2 separate regions of the Homo sapiens genome follow, and region 2 is linked to region 1. Evidence: chromatin loops called from intact Hi-C (ENCODE). Cell type or tissue: sigmoid colon. All regions are shown on one strand. Each heading gives the region's core, and the rest is flanking DNA. Links, peaks and the distances in the headings are about the cores only. Region 1 overlaps LOC105372791 (a long non-coding RNA gene). Region 2 has its middle 7.4 kb from the start of LINC00649.

Region 1 (5,379 bases), core at 207-5,206:
CTTGCCCAACCTTTGACAAGTTTCCAGAGATGTTATGAAGAGGAGACAGTTCTTTCTGAGACTGGGCAAACAGGGAAGGTAGTGAAAAATGCTAATAATTTGTTTTGTTTTGTTTTTGAGACGCAGTCTCGCTTTGTTGCCCAGGTTGGAGTGCAGTGGCACCATCTCGGCTCATTGCAACCTCTGCCTTTTGGGTTCAAGTGATTCTCCTGCCCCAGCCTCCCCAGTAGCTGGGACTACAGGTGTGCACCACCATACCTGGCTAATTTTTGTATTTTTAGTAGAGACAGGGTTTCACCATATTGGCCAGGCTGGTCTTGAACTCTGAGCTCAGGCAATCTGTCCACTTCAGCCTCCCAAAGTGCTGGGATTACAGGTGTCAGCCACCACACCCAGCCTAAATACTAAGAATTTTTAAAGAAGGAATTGATGCTTATAGAATTTTGGTTCCTTTTTCTGTAGAATCAATAGGCTGGACTAGATCATCTTTAAGGCCCCATATAGTTGTTTTGTGTTTTTTTGAGACAGGGTCTTGCTCTGTTGCCCAGGCTGGAGTGCAGTGGTACAAGCCCAGCTCGCTGCAGCCTTGACCTCCTAGGCTCAAGTGATTCTCCCCCATCAGCCTCTCGAGTTGCTGGGACCACAGGCATGCACCACCACACCTGGCTAATTTTTATTTTTCTTTGTAGAGTCAGGAGTCTCACTACATTGCCCAGGCTGGTCTCAAACCTGGGCTCAAGTGATCCTCCCAATTCTGCCTCTTGAAATCCTGGGATTACAGGCGTGAACCACCACCCTTGGCTAATTCTAACATTCTTGAATCCTAAGAGTTCATGACCAAGGAATACAAAAAGCACAGCCCTGTTGGTGAGGATTTGGAGCAGCTGGATCTTCATTCATTACTGGTAGGGATGTAAAATGGTCTAGCAACTCTGAAAACTCATCTGGCAGTTTCTTATAAAATTAATCATGTACCTGCTATGTAACCCAGAGATTGCCCAAAGAAATGAAAATGTATGTTCACACCAAAACCTGTACATGAACTTTCATAGCATCTCTATTTGTGATAGCAAAAGCTGGAAATAACTCAGAGTAACAGATATTTAATGGTTAAATATTCATATGATGGGGTACTACTCAGCAATAAAACGAAACTAGCTCTTGATATACACAACTCGGATGGATGTCAAGAGCATTATATAGAGTGAGGAAAAGCTGATCTCAAAAGGTTGCCTACTGTCTGTTCTTATTTCTTTAACGTTCTCAAAATAACAGATTTATAGAGGGGATACCTGCTTAGTGGTTACCATGGCCTAGGGATTGCAGAAAGGGTTCAACTATTAAGGGGTGGCACTAGGGAGTTTCTTAAGGGTGATATAGCAATTTTGTTCCTTGGTTTTGGTGGTGGTTTCCCAAATCTATACATCAGATTAAATTATATCAAGGCTGGGTGTGGTGGCTCATACCTATAATCCCAGCACTTTGGGAAGCCGAGGCGAGAGGATCGCTTGAGACCAGGAGTTGAGGACCAGCCTGGGCAACCTAGCAAGATCCCATCTCTACAAAAAATAACAATCACAAAAGATTAGCTGGGTGTGGTGGTGTATGTGTGTAGTCCCACCTACTTGGGAGACTGAGGCAGGAGTATTGCTTGAGCCCAGGAGTTTGAGGTTACAGTGAGCCGTGATCATGCCACTGCACTCCAGCATGGGTGACAGAGCAAGACTTTGTCCCCGCTACACACAAAAAATTGCATTGCTGGGCATGGTGGCTCACACCTGTAATCCCAGCACTTTGGGAGGCTGAGGCAGGTGGAGCACCTGAGGTCAGGAGTTCAAGACCAGCCTGACCAACATGGTAAAATTCCATCTCTACTAAAAATACAAAAATTAGCTGGGAGTGGTGGCGGGCACCTGTAACCTCAGCTACTTGGGAGGCTGAGGCAAGAGAATTGCTTGAACCTGTGAGGCAGAGGTTGCATGATCTGATATTATGCCACTGCACTCCAGCCTGGGCAACAGAGAGAGACTCCATCTCAAAAAAAAACTGCATCAAATTACACACACACACACACACAAATGAGTGCATGTAAAAATGGTGAAATGTGAATATGGTCTGTGGTCTATGTAACTACAAGGATTATATCAACATCAATTTCATACTTTTGATGTTATACTATAGCTATGTCCCATGTTACTATTGGAAGAAACTGGGTGAAGGGTACACACAAAATTTTTGCAATTTCCTGTGAATCTATAATTCTTTGAAAAAATAACTTAAAAAGAGAGAAATGTACAAAATGGTTGTATCCTACATTCTCTAAAATTTGGGGGAAAAAAAGGAAAAAAGAAAAGCAAATTTCAAAGCCTTTCTCTGGGCTGTTGGCAGCCACTGCAGGCAGCGGAGGGAGCGCCACCTGCCCAGAGCACATGAGGCTGGTTTTCATTGTCACTGCAGAGGTGACACTTCTGGACTTTGACTGCTGCGTATGAACCAGGCACACTCGGCAGCACAGTGGGGACACATTGTGGCCATTTTGAATACCACAGCCTGAGATTTAGACTTTTCTTTCTCTGGCCCTAGCAAAAAGGACCCTATGGTAAACACCCTGCCTAATGAGGTTTGAAAGACAATAAACGAGACTGTGGTTGGCAGGGGTTCTCCAGATGTAGACAGCAGGCTCTCCTGGGCCATGCCCTTTCTGAATACTCAGTCAAGCTGTGCTATCTCCGTGAGGTTGCTAATTGGAAGCAAATTCTGAAAGCCACCCCACTTTGGAATCCCAGAGAGGCCTGGAGATGAGTTTCCTTTAAGACAAGGCAAGGAACCATGGGTTTGTTCTAAATTTTCAAGGACATGGAATCCTTTGAAAAGATTTCTTAAGGGAGCAGGTGCTTGGCTTTGGCTTCCGTCCCCATTGAGTCCAAACCTGAGAGCATCGGGAAAGCGGAGGTGGGACTCCATGGTGGTGGGGGGTGTTCCCAGGGAGAAGCTGGGGGCGCTTTTCCTGCCCTGAGCACTCTCCATCCTGGGCTTCTGTCTCTGAATCAGAAACAAAAGTTCCAGGGAAAACCCACTTCAAAATCTGCCCAAACGAAAGGCTGTGAGAATAAGGAGATGTTGTCAAAAAATATGTCTTTATGGTTTGGATCTGTGTCCCCAGCAAATGTCATGTCGAATTGTAATTCCCCAGTGTTGGAGGTGGGGCCTGGTGGGAGGTGAGAGGATCATGGGGGTAGATTTCTCATGAATGGTTTAGCACCACCATCCCCTTGGAGCTGTTCTCGTGATAGTAAGTGAGCTCTCGTGAGATCTGGTTCTTTAAAAGTGTGGCATCGCCCCCAGCTCTCTTCCTTTTGCTCTGGTCATGAGAAGTGCTGGCTCCCCCTTTGCCCTCTGTCATGATTGTAAGTTTCCTGAGGCCTCCCCAGAAGCTGAGCAGATGCCAGCATCATGCTTCCTGTATAGCCTGCAGAACCATGAGCCAAAGTTTAAGAGGTTTAGCCTGTTTTCTTTATAAACTACCCAGTCTCAGGTATGTCTTTATAGCAGTGTAAAAATGAACTAATACATACATATCTGTCAGAAAAAGATACAACATTTAATAACGATGGAATGTAAATATCAAATATTTTTATTTACAAACAAATAAAAGTTTTTATATAGAACTAAAATGATTTCTATAACACCTGTTTTCACTGTTCTTCAATATTTCTCTTTTAACTTTTCAAAGATTTTCTTTTTAAAATTTTTTTTTGTAGAGATGGGATCTCACTATGTTAACCCAGTCTGGTCTCGAACTCCTGGCATGTGATCCTCCCTCCTTGGCCTCCCAAAATGCTGGGATTACAGGCAAAAGCCACCACGCCCAGCCAAGATTTTCTTTTTTTATTGTCTGTATTTAAGATATGCAACAAGATGTTCTGACGTACATATGTGGAGTGATTACCACAGACAAGCAAATTAACATACCGTTAACATATTACACCAACCATTAACATGTCCATGTTCGTGTGTGTTTTGGGGGGGGGTATGTGTGGTAAGAGCACCTAAAACCTACTCTCTTGGCAGATTTCCAGTATGCAATGTGTACAATGCTTATAAACATTTTTCTTTATTAAAACAAAACAAAAAACCGCCACATATATGGAAAGAGCTGTGCTGGATGCCTAAGGAGGAAGCTTGATGGTTCTAAGCAAAGGCCAAAAAGTGGTCTGATCTATGGAAAAACTGGAAAGCCGGCAAAATTTGCTGTGAGAGCCCTTTCTCTGCTCCCATCTGTGCTGATCTGCTTTTTTCCTACAAGAGCCCATTGGCCTTTTATAGTTCCTGGGGAAAATGAAGCCCCCACGGTTGTGCCTCCTTGAGTTCCAGGACTTCCCCCTCTCCTTCCCATCCAGTTTTAACCCCCACACACCTGTGGCCTGCACGCTGGGGGTTCTTTTCTGTTTCTTTTGATCCTCTTCCTCTTTGAAAATCATCTTTGTAAAACAAACCTAATACGGCACCATTTCCGTCCAGATTCATGCTCCAGGAAGAAAGGGTGCTGGAGGCTACAGGGGGGCCTCACAGCCCATGTGATCTCTGTGTTACATTCATTTTCCACTAACAGAAATCAAAGAACATACCCTGCCATTCGGCCTGTGACAGGGGTCTTTGTTAACTTTGGGTCTTGCTAAAGTTCAGTAATGTCAGGGCAAACAGAACACAAGGAAGCTGAGACGTTCTCTGGCTTTCCGTTGCAAACTAGGCCTGTTGATGATGGTGACAAGCTTCTCAATCCCAGAAGCATGAAGCCAGCAAGGCTGGGAAAGCACCTTGGGGGAAGGCTCCATCAGAAGAGAATCAACTTTATCAAAACTTGGTTTGCTCTATCACAGCAGCGGCATTTCAGAAGCATCCTACCAAGTTGCTTGTTTCATTGATAAACTAAAGAAACCCTACATGTTTGGAGAGTTCTTGGTGAGGCCTGTTCATTGGAAGTCGTCATGCTTGTGTGTATCTTAGAGAAGAAGAAAATTCCAGTAGTTCCTCAGTCAAATGGTGTAATCCACTCCAGAATCATTGCCATCTCTTCTAATATTCTGAACCAGGCACAGAGAAAGTAGAAGCTCAGTGCATAGCTAAATGAAATTACCAGAGATTCTCAATGCCCCCATTTCCAGCTTTTCACAAAACCATTGTGCTCACATTAATAGCATCAAGGAAAGCTTCCTACTCTGTGAGCTCAATTAGAAACGTCATGTATTGTTAATGGTTTTGAAAAGGTGAAAACTTTCTTTTCCAGAGTCTTTTTCATCGGAATGATAATCTTAGTACCTTGTAAATAGATGAGGTGGTTGATTTCATCACAGCCAGAATCTAGAATTATCACCATTC
Region 2 (5,379 bases), core at 308-5,307, 430 kb before region 1:
ACACCCTCTGCTATGCAAGAACAGAGCATTTGGAAAGGAACAAAAAGTTGTATCCTATAAGGGAAGAGGCCGGGCGCTGTGGCTCACACCTGCAATCTAAGTACTTTGGGAGGCTGAGGTGGGCAGATGGGCTTGAACTCAGGAGTTCAAGACCAGCCTCGGCAACATGGTGAAACAATGTATCTACAAAAAAAAAAAAAAAAAAAATTAGCTGGGCGTATGGTCCCAGCTACTTGGGAGGCTGAGGTGGGAGAATCACTTGAACCCTGAGGGGCAGAGGTTGCAGTAAGCCAAGATCGCACCACTGTGCTCCAGCCTGGGTGACAGAGTGAGACCCTGTCTCAAAAAAAAAAAAAAAAAAACAAAAAAAGAAAAAGAAGTGAAGAGACTTAGCACTCTGCAGTTATCGCGCTTTCTCTCTGCACAAACTCAAATCATTTAAAAATGAGTTATTTTAATATTTTAGTAGTTGAGGCCAATGGAGTCAAAGGTACTTGCCCAAGGCCACAGGGCAAAACTCGGACATCTAATCTCGATGTTTTTGTTTACACTGACCTTCAATTCAAAATAAATATTGCTCGCTGTTTTATTTTCTCTACAAAGAAACCATATGCAGTGGTAGAAATGAGCAGTGTGGTGGCATCAGACCCTCACTGTACATGCTCTTAAAAAAGTGACTCAAAGGCTTAAAAAGTGACTTAAAGCCTCACACCTGTAATCCCAGCACTTTGGGAGGCCGAGGCGGGCGGATCACCTGAGGTCAGGAGTTTGAGACCAGCCTCGTCAGCAGGGTGAAACCCCATCTCTACTAAAAATACAAAAATTAGCCAGGTATGGTGGTGAATGCCTGTAATCCCAGTTACTCAGGAGGCTGAGACAGGAGAATCATTTGAACCCGCGGGGCGGAGGTTGCAGTGAGCCTAGATTGTGCCACTGCACTCCCGCCTGGGCGACAGAGTGAGACTCCACCTCAAAAAAAAAAAGTGACTTAAAATAAATTTTTGTTTGTGTGACAGGGTCTCACTTTGTCACTCAGGCTGGAGTGCAGGGGTGAAATAATGGTTCACTACAGCCTAAACCTCCCAGGCTCAAGCAATCCTCCCACCGCAGCCTCCCTAGTTGCTGGGACTATAGGGATGCACCACCATGCCGCCAGCTAATTCTGTTATCTTTTTGTAGAGATGAGGGTCTTACTATGTTGCCCAGGCTGGTTTTGAACTCCTGGGCTTAAGCGATATTCCCCCCTCCACCTCCTAAAGTGCTGGGATTACAGGCTTGTGCCACCACACCCGGCTAAAAGTGACTTTTCCTTTAACCCAGAAAGAACGCTTCCAATCTATACTAGTCAGAAATCTGGACCAGTGTTAATGTGGAAAATGCTCACCACACTCAGCTTTAAAACGGCAAAAAACTAGAAACACATGTCTGAACATAAGAAAATGGCTTTTTAAATGGCATATTATGTAGCCACTAAAATGAGATTTTTCAGGGTTGGATGCAGGACTATAAGCATAAGCCTATAATCTCAGTGCTTTGGAAGGTCGAGGCAGGGAGAATCACTTGAGCCCAGGAGTTCCAGATCAGCATGGGCAACATAGTGAGACCGCATCTCTACCAAAAAAAAAAAAAAAAAAAAAAAAGCCAGGCATGGTGGCACATCATGCCTGTAGTTCCAGCTACTTGGGAGGCTAAGGAGGGAGGATTGCTTGAACCCAGGAGGTCAAGGTGGCAGTGAGCTGTGATTGTGCCACTGCACTCCAGTCTGAGCAACAGAGTGAGACCCTGTCTGAAAAAAAAAAAAGAGATACAGAGATTTTCAAAAAGTATTTAATGACATAAAAAGTACTTAATGACATGAGGAAAAATTACAAACCACACTGTGTGTTTTTCTACACAGTGAAAAATGCTCACTACACTATAGTAGTGAGCATATGTCACTACTATAATCAGAAAAAAAAGGATGACACGATCCTGTCACTTATTAATGACTATGGCCCTTAAAGGGGAGATACATCCTCTGTGGTTTCTGATAACACAGCTTCTGATATGAAAGGCAATTGCCTCAAGTTAAGGAGATCCATGAAAGACTGAGGAATTGGATCAGATTACCTCTTAAATTCCTTCCAAAGCTTAGCTTTAACGTAGACTCCTCCAACCTGGGGGAATTTTCTTTAGCTCTGCAGAATGCAGATAAGGATGGTATTTGTTCAGAGCAAAGGATAGTAATAACAATTTCCCTGTGCATTTCTTTTTTTGAGTCAGGGTCTTGCTGTGTCCCTCGGGCTGGAGTGCAGTGGCACCATCACAGTTCACTTGCAGCCTCGACCTCCCTGGGTTCAAGCCATCCTCCTGCCTCAGCCTCCAGAGGAGCTGGACTACAGATGTGAGCCACCATGTCTGGCCCCTATACATTTTGTCACACCAGAAGGACCTGAGAAATGTTTGCATTGTTCAAGTATTTATTTATCTTGGAGTGAATTCTGCTTCAATTTTGTCTTTCTGTTCTTTTCTTTTCTGAGTTCATTTTAAAAAACTGCATGAATCCTTTCTAGCAGACCAGAGCCACTTGTTGTCTTGGGGTGATGGGCTTTTACATGTAGCTGGTCTTTCTGTTTAAACCCAAAGGATGGGAAAGTGCCCTTGACAGCTTTCAGCAAGGATCTCTAGCACTTACAAAAAGGGGGCTTTAGGGGAGTCATGCCAATCTATGGAGGTCACTGGGCTGGAACCGATCAGGCTTTCAACAAAAAAAGTGTTGATAGAAATGGACAATGGGATTCCAGGTACTGAATCCATATCATTTTAAACTGTTTATCTTTAGGACTTGGCGCATCTGCTAGAGAAAAACAGCAAATAGCACATCTAAAAACAGCTTGGTGGTTTTTTGCATCTTTAGAGAAAGCTGCTTTAGGAGGGTCTGCAGTATAGACCTCCTGTATCTGCAAGGTGACAGACGGAGGACCCCAAGCCGTGGGAACTGGTCACCTACTGTGGGGCCCAGGCCTCTCCCCACTGCAGGTCAAGCCCATCTTGAAGCCACCACCTGCTTAGTGCTCAAGGTCACCGCTCTCAGCCTGGTCCAGGTGCTGAAGGATCATCTCGACACGAGGGGGCGCCATCTCCTCACATTGTGAGGAAGCCTCTGGCATCGGGATGAATTTTGTTCTAGAGCTTTCCTTCTACAAACCTCGGTGTTGTTCTCGCTCACATGCAAGAAAGAATCGGAGTATTGTGAGGTCTGCAAATGAAAGGGTCCCTTGCCAAATGCTCTAATCCAGGCTCCTGGTGTTTGCGGGCCCAGATAGCTACAGTTTGTTGTCCCCTGGCTGCAAACCTTCTAGGAGTTTCTAGCTTTAGAAACCCTAGAAACAAACCCCTTCTAATGTTTCAGCTCCACAGCCCCTGCCCACCCAGCCCCTCAGACTTCCCATAGCAACCCAGGTTGGAGTCATCTCGCCCAGGTTTTCATATCTGCTCCACGGGCTTCACAGAAAAGTGCTGCTGGCTTGGAGCAGATCCGTAACTCTGATATCAAAGTCCTTTTTCTTTTGGGGCTAGGGCAGTTCAGGGAGAAGTTATGCCACTAAATGGGTGCCTTGTTGGGGAAGACGGTAATGACTGTAGGAATGAACAAATGATAAACAGCAGAACATTCTTCTGTTCATTGATTTGAATCAAAACAGACTGTAAATTGAGATGAGGAATGAATGTATTAATAGTAAACTGGACCTGCTTGGTGCCCTTTTTTGATGTCATGAAGCACTCTGCAGTTCCAGCTGCGGCCAAGCCTTGGGGCCTGGGGGACCTGGGTCACTGGAGTCTGGTTATGATCCTGTTGTTCCTGCAGAGGCAGCGTCAGGTTCTGCAGCCCCAGGGCCTGGGTTGGAATTGCAGCCCTTCCCTTCACCAGCTGTGTGACTTGGGCAAGTTGCCTAACCTCCTGCCTCATTTCCTTACCTGGAGAATGGAGATAGTGATGGTATATATCATGTAAATTATGTAATGCCTGCAAAACATTTAACGCAGCGTGGGCAAGGAGTCGGCACACCACAAACTAGAGCTGTTACTCTCATCCCCAGGATGCAGTCCCCTCTAAATGCAGTATTTTGTCTTTCAATAGAGGCAAGATGAATGCAAACATGGATCATGCTTCATTATGGATTTTTTTTTTTTGAGACGGAGTTTCGCTCTGTCCCCCAAGCTGGAGTGAGTGCAGAGGCATGACCTCAGCTCACTGCAACCACTGCTTCCTGGGTTCAAGCGATTCTCCTGCCTCAGCCTCCAGAGTACTTGGAACTACAGATGCGCCCCACCACACCCGGCTAATCTTTTTGTATTTTTAGTAGAGATGAGGTTTCACCATGTTGGCCAGGCTGGTCTCGAACTCCTGGCCTCAAGTGATCTGCCCGCCTTGGCCTCCCAAAGTGCTGAGATTACAGGTGTGAGCTACCGCCCCCGGCCTTCCATTTTGGAATGTTAATGCTTTGTTTCATTACCTTCTTTTTTTAAATTTTTATTTATTTTTTATTTATTTTTATTTTTTTATTATACTTTAAGTTTTAGGGTACATGTGCACATTGTGCAGCTTAGTTACATATGTATACATGTGCCATGCTGGTACACTGCACCCACTAACTCGTCATCTAGCATTAGGTATATCTCCCAATGCTATCCCTCCCCCCCTCCCCCCACCCCACAGCAGTCCCCAGTGTGATATTCCCCTTCCTGTGTCCATGTGTTCTCATTGTTCAATTCCCACCTATGAGTGAGAATATGCAGTGTTTGGTTTTTTGTTCTTGCGATAGTTTACTGAGAATGATGTTTTCCAATTTCATCCATGTCCCTACAAAGGACATGAACTCATCATTTTTTATGGCTGCATAGTATTCCATGGTGTATATGTGCCACGTTTTCTTAATCCAGTCTATCATTGTTGGACATTTGGGTTGGTTCCAAGTCTTTGCTATTGTGAATAATGCCGCAATAAACATACGTGTGCATGTGTCTTTATAGCAGCATGATTTATAGTCCTTTGGGTATATACCCAGTAATGGGATGGCTGGGTCAAATGGTATTTCCAGTTCTAGATCCCTGAGGAATCTCCACACTGACTTCCACAATGGTTGAACTAGTTTACAGTCCCACCAACAGTGTAAAAGTGTTCCTATTTCTCCACATCCTCTCCAGCACCTGTTGTTTCCTGACTTTTTAATGATTGCCATTCTAACTGGTGTGAGATGGTATGTCATTGTGGTTTTGATTTGCATTTCTCTGATGGCCAGTGATGATGAGCATTTTTTCATGTGTCTTTTGGCTGCATAAATGTCTTCTTTTGAGAAGTGTCTGTTCATGTCCTTCGCCCACTTTTTGATGGGGTTG

The links. Peaks named below come from ENCODE experiments on the same cell type or tissue, not always from the same donor. Only the 100,000 strongest peaks of a DNase experiment are listed, where the experiment ranks them.
Region 2: it touches region 1 in a loop (13-fold over the local background); 98 of 110 quality-filtered maps call a loop at or near these places.

What each region holds. Positions count from the first base shown.
Region 1 is chr21:34,349,424-34,354,802 of GRCh38, forward strand. It overlaps LOC105372791 (a long non-coding RNA gene), which reads right to left. Exons shown (of 3, transcript NR_188571.1): 3 at 3,583-5,379. Among named protein-coding and RNA genes, the nearest start is that of KCNE2, 12 kb to the right of the region's middle. In sigmoid colon, for the core only: CTCF peaks have their summits at 2,534 and 2,735; a DNase peak (open chromatin) is centred at 2,514.
Region 2 is chr21:33,921,076-33,926,454 of GRCh38, forward strand. No RefSeq gene overlaps it. Among named protein-coding and RNA genes, the nearest start is that of LINC00649, 7.4 kb to the right of the region's middle. In sigmoid colon, for the core only: a CTCF peak has its summit at 3,110 (motif pointing right); DNase peaks (open chromatin) are centred at 3,116 and 3,859.